Linked DNA regions of Homo sapiens: region 2 is linked to region 1. The links are chromatin contacts, found by Hi-C or POLR2A ChIA-PET in ENCODE. All regions are on one chromosome and are shown on one strand. Each heading gives the region's core, a stretch centred on a gene start or an enhancer-like site at or near the end of the contact. The rest is flanking DNA. Distances are from core to core; before and after follow the strand shown. Region 1 has its middle 15 kb from the start of GPRC5C. Region 2 overlaps NHERF1 (NHERF family PDZ scaffold protein 1).

Region 1 (3,533 bases), core at 268-2,767:
TGGGAGCTGACTCTTTGCACGTTGTCTCTTCCGGGACATCAAAGGCAATTATCATGGAATGATTATCTGCTGTTGTCTGGTCTTGCCCCATCACTCCTAACTTCCTCTTTCTAGAAAATGGTAAGGCTCCGGAGAAAAAGTAAATCAGCCGAAAGGATCGGAGCTCCTCGTTATGGGGTATTTTAGGTCCTGATGGCAATTTCAGAGAAACCACACTCAGTAACCTTCCTTGATGTTTTCCGTTAAGGAAAACCTAGCCATGAGGAGTCTTTAGAAAGCTACAAGCACACCTGGAGGTTCTTTGCATCCAATTTTCATAGAGAATATTGCCCATTCAAAGGTGAATTGCACAGGCCACTAGCTTGTCTTGTTTCTGCTCTTTTTTCTTTGCATCACTCTGGCCATTCACTGCTTTTTGTTCTCAGATGTGGGGCAGAAGCCACAGACTTAGAAGAAAGAAGGGAGTAGACCTTCCAGGGGAACTGTGGCTCCCGGGCCTCCGCTTGTCATAAGTCATTTTGGGGTTTTTGGTTTTTGAGATGAAGTCTCGCTCTGTCGCCCAGGCTGGAGTGCAGTGGTGGGATCTCAGTTCACTACAACCTCCGCCTCCCAGGTTCAAGTGATTCTCCTGCCTCAGCCTCCCAAGTAGCTAGAATTCCAGGTGCCCGCCACCACGGGCAGCTAATTTTGATATTTTTAGTAGAGATGGGGTTTCGCCATGCTAGCCAGGCTGGTCTCGAACTCCTGACCTCAGGTGATCCACCCACATCGGCCTCCCAAAGTGCTGGGATTACAGGCATGAGCACCCACGCCTGGCCTGTCCTAGGTCATTTTGGTCGGCTTAAACTAAAGCAGCCTGTGCAGCAGGGATTTATTCCCAGCAGCCCTTTTGCCCTAATGTCATATTGCCTTTCAAAACAGTTGTCCTGCTCTCCTGGCCATTTCCTAACCAGGGCTACAAGCAGCAGCTCGGTGCCTTCCCTGTCCTTGGAGCTGCTCTGGCAATGAAATGTGATCCAGAAAAGCCCCTCTCAGACGCTATGCAGTCTGCTGTCTGCCTGCCCTAGCGCACCTTCCTAACACCCCTCCTGCAGGGACCAAGGGCTCTCTCTTCTCAGGGTCAGGCACAGAGCCACAGTCTGACCCAACTGGCTGCCCTCCCCACCCCAGCACAGGTGCATAGCCAGCTGTTGACAGTGCATGGCTGCGTCTACAGCCATACCACCCTGAACGCACCCGATCTCGTCTCATCTAGGAAGCTAAGCAGGGTTGGGCCTGATTAGTACTTGGATGGGAGACAGTGCACGGCTGCTGAAACAGCCTGCCACACAGGAGGGAATAACAGAAGTTACAGTCACACAGAGCATCGGATTTCACTGGCCATTCTAGTTCCAGGTTTCAGTTGAACCATGAGCACTGTGCAGGGAGCCAGGAGACCCAGGTTCAGGACTCAGCCTGACCAATGAGTCACGGGCTGTGTTGCCCTGGAGTTGTCTTTTCGCCTCTTTTGAGCTTCTTAGTCACCCATGCAAATTATAATGACTCACATTTACTATGCCACAGGGACCATTAGAAGTTAAATATTAACTCCTTTGGTCCTCCCAGCAGTCTTTTTGTTGTTGTTTTTTTGAGATAGAGTCTCACTGTGTTGCCCAGGCTGGAGTGCAGCGGCTCACTCAACCTCTGTCTCCTGGGTTCAAGTGATTCTCTTGCCTTAGCCTCCCAAGTAGCTGGACTACAGGTGTGAGCCACCAGGCCTGGCTAATTTTTGTATTTTTATTAGAGACAGGGTTTCGCCATGTTGGCCAAGCTGATCTCCAACTCCCTGCCTCAAGCGATCCACCCACCTCGGCCTCCCAAAGTGCCGGAATTACAGGGATAAGCTGCCATACCCAGCCTTCCGGCACTTTTATAAGACAGATACAGTTATCCTTTCACAAGAGGAGACTCAGAGAAGGCTGAAGCAACTTACTCAAGGTCAATAGCTAGTAAGTGATGTTGATTTTTCTTTTGTAGAAATGGGATTTCACTGTATTGCCCAGCCTGCTCTTGAACTCCTGGCTTCCAGTGATCCTCCTGCCTCAGCAACCCAAAGTGCTGGGATTACTGGTGTCTGCCATGCCCAGCCAATATTTGAGACAGGGTTTTGCTCTGTCACCCAGGCTGGAGCTCAGTGGTGCAAACATGGCTCACTGCAGCCTCGACCTCCTGGGCTCAGGAGATCCTCCTGAGTAGCTGGAACCACAGGCACGCCATGCCTGGCTAAATTTTTTATTTTTAATTTTTTTTATAGAGATAGGTTCTTGCCATGTTGCCCAGGCTGGTCTTGAACTCCTGGCCTTCAGCGATCCTCCTGCCTCTCAGTCTCCCAAAGTGCTGAGATTACAGACATGAGCCACTGTATCCAGCCAATAGTTGACTTTGTTTTTTTTTTGAGACAGAGTTTTGCTCTTGTTGCCCAAGCTGTAGTGCAATGGGGCGATCTCAGCTCACTGCAACCTCCTCCTCCCGGGTTCAAGCAGTTCTCCTGCCTCAGCCTCCCGAGGAGCTGGGACTACAGGCGCGTGCCACCACACCTGGCTAATTTTTTGTATTTTTAGTAGAGATGGGGTTTCACCATGTTAGCCAGGCTGGTCTCAGGTCAACTCCTGACCTCAGGTGATCCACCTGCCTTGGCCTCTGATTACAGGCGTGAGCCACCGCGCCTGGCCAATAGTTGACTTTTAACCACTATGCATGCTGTCTCTGATGGGATAGGATAAAGGTATTAGCTATCTACCACAAAGTGTAGTGGTGTAAAGCAATAAACATGTAGGATAACATGCAATTTCTGTGGATCAAGAATGAGGGAGTGGCTTAAGTGAGGGTTCTGGATGAAGGTGTCATGAAGTTGTAGTCAAGATGTCAACTTGCTAGGTGCGGTGGCTCACACCTGTCAGCAGCTCAGGAGCTCAAGACTAGCCTGGGCAACATGGTGAGACCCTGCCTCTGCTAAAAATAGGAAAATTAGCCAGGCATGATGTGCCTGTGGTTCCAGCTACTTGGGAGAGTCACCTGAACCTAGGAGGTCAAGGCTGCAGTGAGCCATGTTTGTACCACCGCACTCCAGCCTGGGCGACAGAGCAAGACTCCGCCTCAAAAAAATAAATAAAAAGGAAACACAGAAGTCAACTATTGGCCGGGCATGGTGGCTCACCCCAGTAATCAAAGTGTCAGCAAAGCCATGTTCCCTCTGAAGTCTCTCGGGAAGAATCCTTCCTTGTCCCTTCCAGCTTGTGGTGGCCGCAGGCAATTGTTGGCACTTCTTGGCTTGCAGTAGCATCACCCCAGTCTCTTTTTTGTTGTTGTTGCTGTTGTTTTTTTTGTTTTGTTTTGTTTTGTTTTTTTGAGATGGAGTCTCACTCTGTCGCCCAGGCTGGAGTGCAGTGGCGCCATCTCAGCTCACTGCAAGCTCCGCCTCCCGGGTTCACGCCATTCTCCTGCCTCAGCCTCCCGAGGAGCTGGGACTACAGGCGCTCGCCACCATGCCCAGC
Region 2 (3,317 bases), core at 541-3,040, 340 kb before region 1:
CTTAAGAGCCAATTATAGTCCTAAAAGGAAAGTATTATTGCCAGCATTTCACAGAAAAGGAAACCCAGCTTCAAAAAGCTGGAGTCAGTTGCTCAAGTACACATGGCTGACGGGCAAAGGCAGGATTTGAGCTCAGATCCAGAGCAGCACTGTCCAGTAGATATATAATGCCAGCCATGTGTGGAATGTAAGATTTTCTAGTCATCACATTTGAAAAAGGAAAAATAGGCCGGGTGCAGTGGCTCACACTTGTAATCCCAGCATTTTGGGAGGCCAAGGCAGGTGGATCACCTGAGGTCGGGAGTTCAAGACCAGCATGGCCAACATGGTGAAACCCTGTCTCAACTAAAAATATGAAAATTAGACATATGTGGTGGTGCACACCTGTGGTCCCAGCTACTCCAGAGGCTGAGGCACGAGAACCGCTTGAACCCAGGAGGCGGAGGTTGCAGTGAGCCGAGATCACGCCACTGCACTCCAGCCTGGGTGATAGAGCAAGGCTCCGTCTCAAAAAAAAAAAAAAAAAAAAAAAGAAAGAAAGAAAGAAAAGAAAAATAGGCCAGGTGTGGTGGCTCATGCCTGTAATCCCAGCATTTTGGGAGGACGAGGCAAGTGGATCACTTGAGCACAGGAGTTTGAGACCAGCCTGGTCAACATGGTGAAACCCTATCTCTACTAAAAAAGAAAAATACAAAAATCAGCTGGGCGTGGTGGTGCACAGCTACTTGGGAGGCTGAGGCAGGAGAATCGCTTGAACCTGGGAGGTGGAGCTTGCAGTGAGCCGAGATCGCACCACTGCACTCCAGCCTGGGCAACAGAGCGAGACTCTGCCTCCAAAAAAAAAAAAAACAGGAAAAATAGTAGAATTGAATATTTTATTTAACATAATGTACCCAAAATATTATCATTTCAATGTGTAATCCATTTTTAACAATTGAGCTATTGTACATCCTTTTATTTGTACAATGGCTTCAAAATCTGGTGTGCATTTTGCACACACAGCACGTCTGCATGTGGACCAGCACATCTCGAGTGCCCGGGAGCCTCGCGAAGCTGGTGGCTGCTGCCCGGACAGCACAGACCTGTGCTGCCTGAGACTGCCCCAAACACACTCCTCTAAATACCCCTGGCCATTGCTGTTCCCCTGACCTTAGCACAGGGAGAGGCTGCAGCCTGTCTCGGAGAATTCAGAGCTCTCAGCACCCAGCAGTGAGTGGGACTTGAACCTGGCCAGCATTCTCTGTGTGTTCCCACACCACCCCGAGGTGACCTGGACCTCAGGGAATCTGTAACTCTTGTCCTTTTCTAGGGCCTAGGGACCTAAACATTGCCTAGGAGTCTGGGGACATGGTGAGTTGTCCTACCATGAGGGGAAGGCTTCGGTCAACAGTGAAGACCACCCTTGAGGGGGGCTCTCTGTGCAGGTTCTGGGGAGTGAGGGCGGGGGTAGATACTTGGTTACCAGATTCCAGATTGACCTATCACATCACGTGAGAAGGGATGGGGACAGGAGCCTGCCACTTATGGGCTGAGGCACTGCAAGGATGCCCTGCTAGGGACAGGAGCACCTGGAAGCCCTGGATCCTTACAGGAAGCCAGTTCAAGCAGCCTGAATTTATACCACTGTGATGGTCCAGCTGTGGCTCAGAATATGATGGGCAGAAACACCTGGCAGAGTCAGGCTTCAAGCACAGCCTACTCATGTGGCCAAATGGCTGTGCAGGCACTAGAGTCAGAGGGTTGGGTTCCAAGACACACCCCTGCGCTGTGTGGGAGGAGTCGCTAGCTCAGAGTCCTGGGACCCGCCATGGCCACCTTAACTGATCAAGCCTCAGCCTCCATAGGCAGAGAATGGGGCCAATATCTGCCTCACTGGTGGTCATGTGGATTAAATGAGACAGGCAAGGTTAGTACTTAGCACAGTGCTAGACACAAATAGTAGCTATCATGTATTGAACACTTACTGTCAACCTACAAAATAGAGAAAACAATAGCTAATTTGTCTGGGGGACAATGAAATGCATATTGGCTGGGTGTGGTGGCTCATGCCTATAATCCCAGCACTTTGGGAGACCGAGGCAGGTGGATTACCTGAGGTCAGGAGTTTGAAACCAGCCTGGCCAATGTGGTGAAACCCCATCTCTACTAAAAATACAAAAATTAGCAGGGTGTTGTGACAGGTGCCACCCAGCCTGGCCACCGTGGTGAAACTCCGTCTCTACTAAAAATACAAAAATTAGCAGGGTGTGGTGGCGGGTGTTTGTAATCCTAGCTACATGGAAGGCTGAGGCAGGACAATTGCTTGAACTTGAGAGACGGAGGTTGCAGTGAGCCGAGATCACACCACTGCACTCCAGCCTGGGCAACAGAGCAAGACTGTCTCAGGAAAAAAAAAAAAAAAAAAAAGAAAGAAAGAAAGAAAGAAAGAAAGAAATGCATGTCAACATCTTTATGTCATAGGTAGAGTGCCTAAAGGCACTGTACAAACCTGTTTCCTTCCAGGTAGGGCCACTCTATCTTAGAGCAACGAAAACAGAGGAACATTTGTTATTGGGGTCTAGAGCTCTGGTTTCTCCCTGTAAAGAGTCCTGCAGCACCAACAAGACCTCGGCTGAGCTTCTTCTTTCTTTTTTTTTTATTTTGGAGATGAGTCTCACTCTGCTGCTCGGGCTGGAGTGCAGTGGCGCGATCTCGGCTCACTGAAACCTCCACCTCCCAGGTTCAAGCCATTCTCCTGCCTCAGACTCCCGAGTAGCTGGGATTACAGGCACCTGCCACCACGCCTCGCTAATTTTTGTATTTTTAGTAGAGATGGGTTTTTACCATGTTGGCCAGGCTGGTCTTGAACTCCTGACCTCAACTCCTGACCTCAACTGATCCACCCGCCTCGGCCTCCCAAAGTGCTGGGATTACAGGCGTGAGCCACCGTGCCTGGCCTGAGTTTCTTATTAATTTCCCACCCCACTTTCCCAGGGACCATTGAGATGGGACATCTGGGAAAGGGGAGAAGGACCCCATCTAGACATATGGAGTTCCTTGAGAAGGAAGCCCCCATTCACCCCCCTCCCCCTGTTTTTTTGGTAGAGACGAGGTCTCACTATGTTGCCCAGGCTGGTCTCAAACTCCTGGGCTTAAGCGATCCTCCCGCCTCAGCCTCCCGAAGTGATGGGATTACAGGCACAAGTCACTGCGCCCGGCCAGGAAGCCCCCATCTATCTCCAAGAGAATCATCTCCAGAATTACTGAGTTAACAGGAGCTTGAAGGTAAGAACCAGGGGCTACACTGTTTTGCCAGCAAAGAAAGAGATCCCAACACA

What was found. A loop is a pair of places that touch in the nucleus more often than their neighbours do. ChIA-PET counts read pairs that join two places held with the same protein, here RNA polymerase II (POLR2A). Pooled maps may share reads with other maps.
Region 2: POLR2A ChIA-PET joins it to region 1 with 12 read pairs in A549. The contact joins two enhancer-like sites. A Hi-C loop is called at or near these places in 1 of 50 pooled maps. POLR2A ChIA-PET finds 5 or more read pairs at or near these places in 2 of 52 experiments (A549 and HepG2).

The regions. Positions count from the first base shown.
Region 1 is chr17:74,415,380-74,418,912 of GRCh38, reverse strand. It overlaps the pseudogene RNA5SP448. Among named protein-coding and RNA genes, the nearest start is that of GPRC5C, 15 kb to the left of the region's middle. Within about 2 kb of position 1,517, at least 6 of the 41 ENCODE cell types and tissues checked have a DNase peak (open chromatin) inside an H3K27ac peak, as active enhancers do.
Region 2 is chr17:74,753,489-74,756,805 of GRCh38, reverse strand. All of the region lies in intron 1 of NHERF1 (NHERF family PDZ scaffold protein 1), which reads right to left. Among named protein-coding and RNA genes, the nearest start is that of SLC9A3R1-AS1, 5.3 kb to the right of the region's middle. Within about 2 kb of position 1,790, at least 2 of the 41 ENCODE cell types and tissues checked have a DNase peak (open chromatin) inside an H3K27ac peak, as active enhancers do.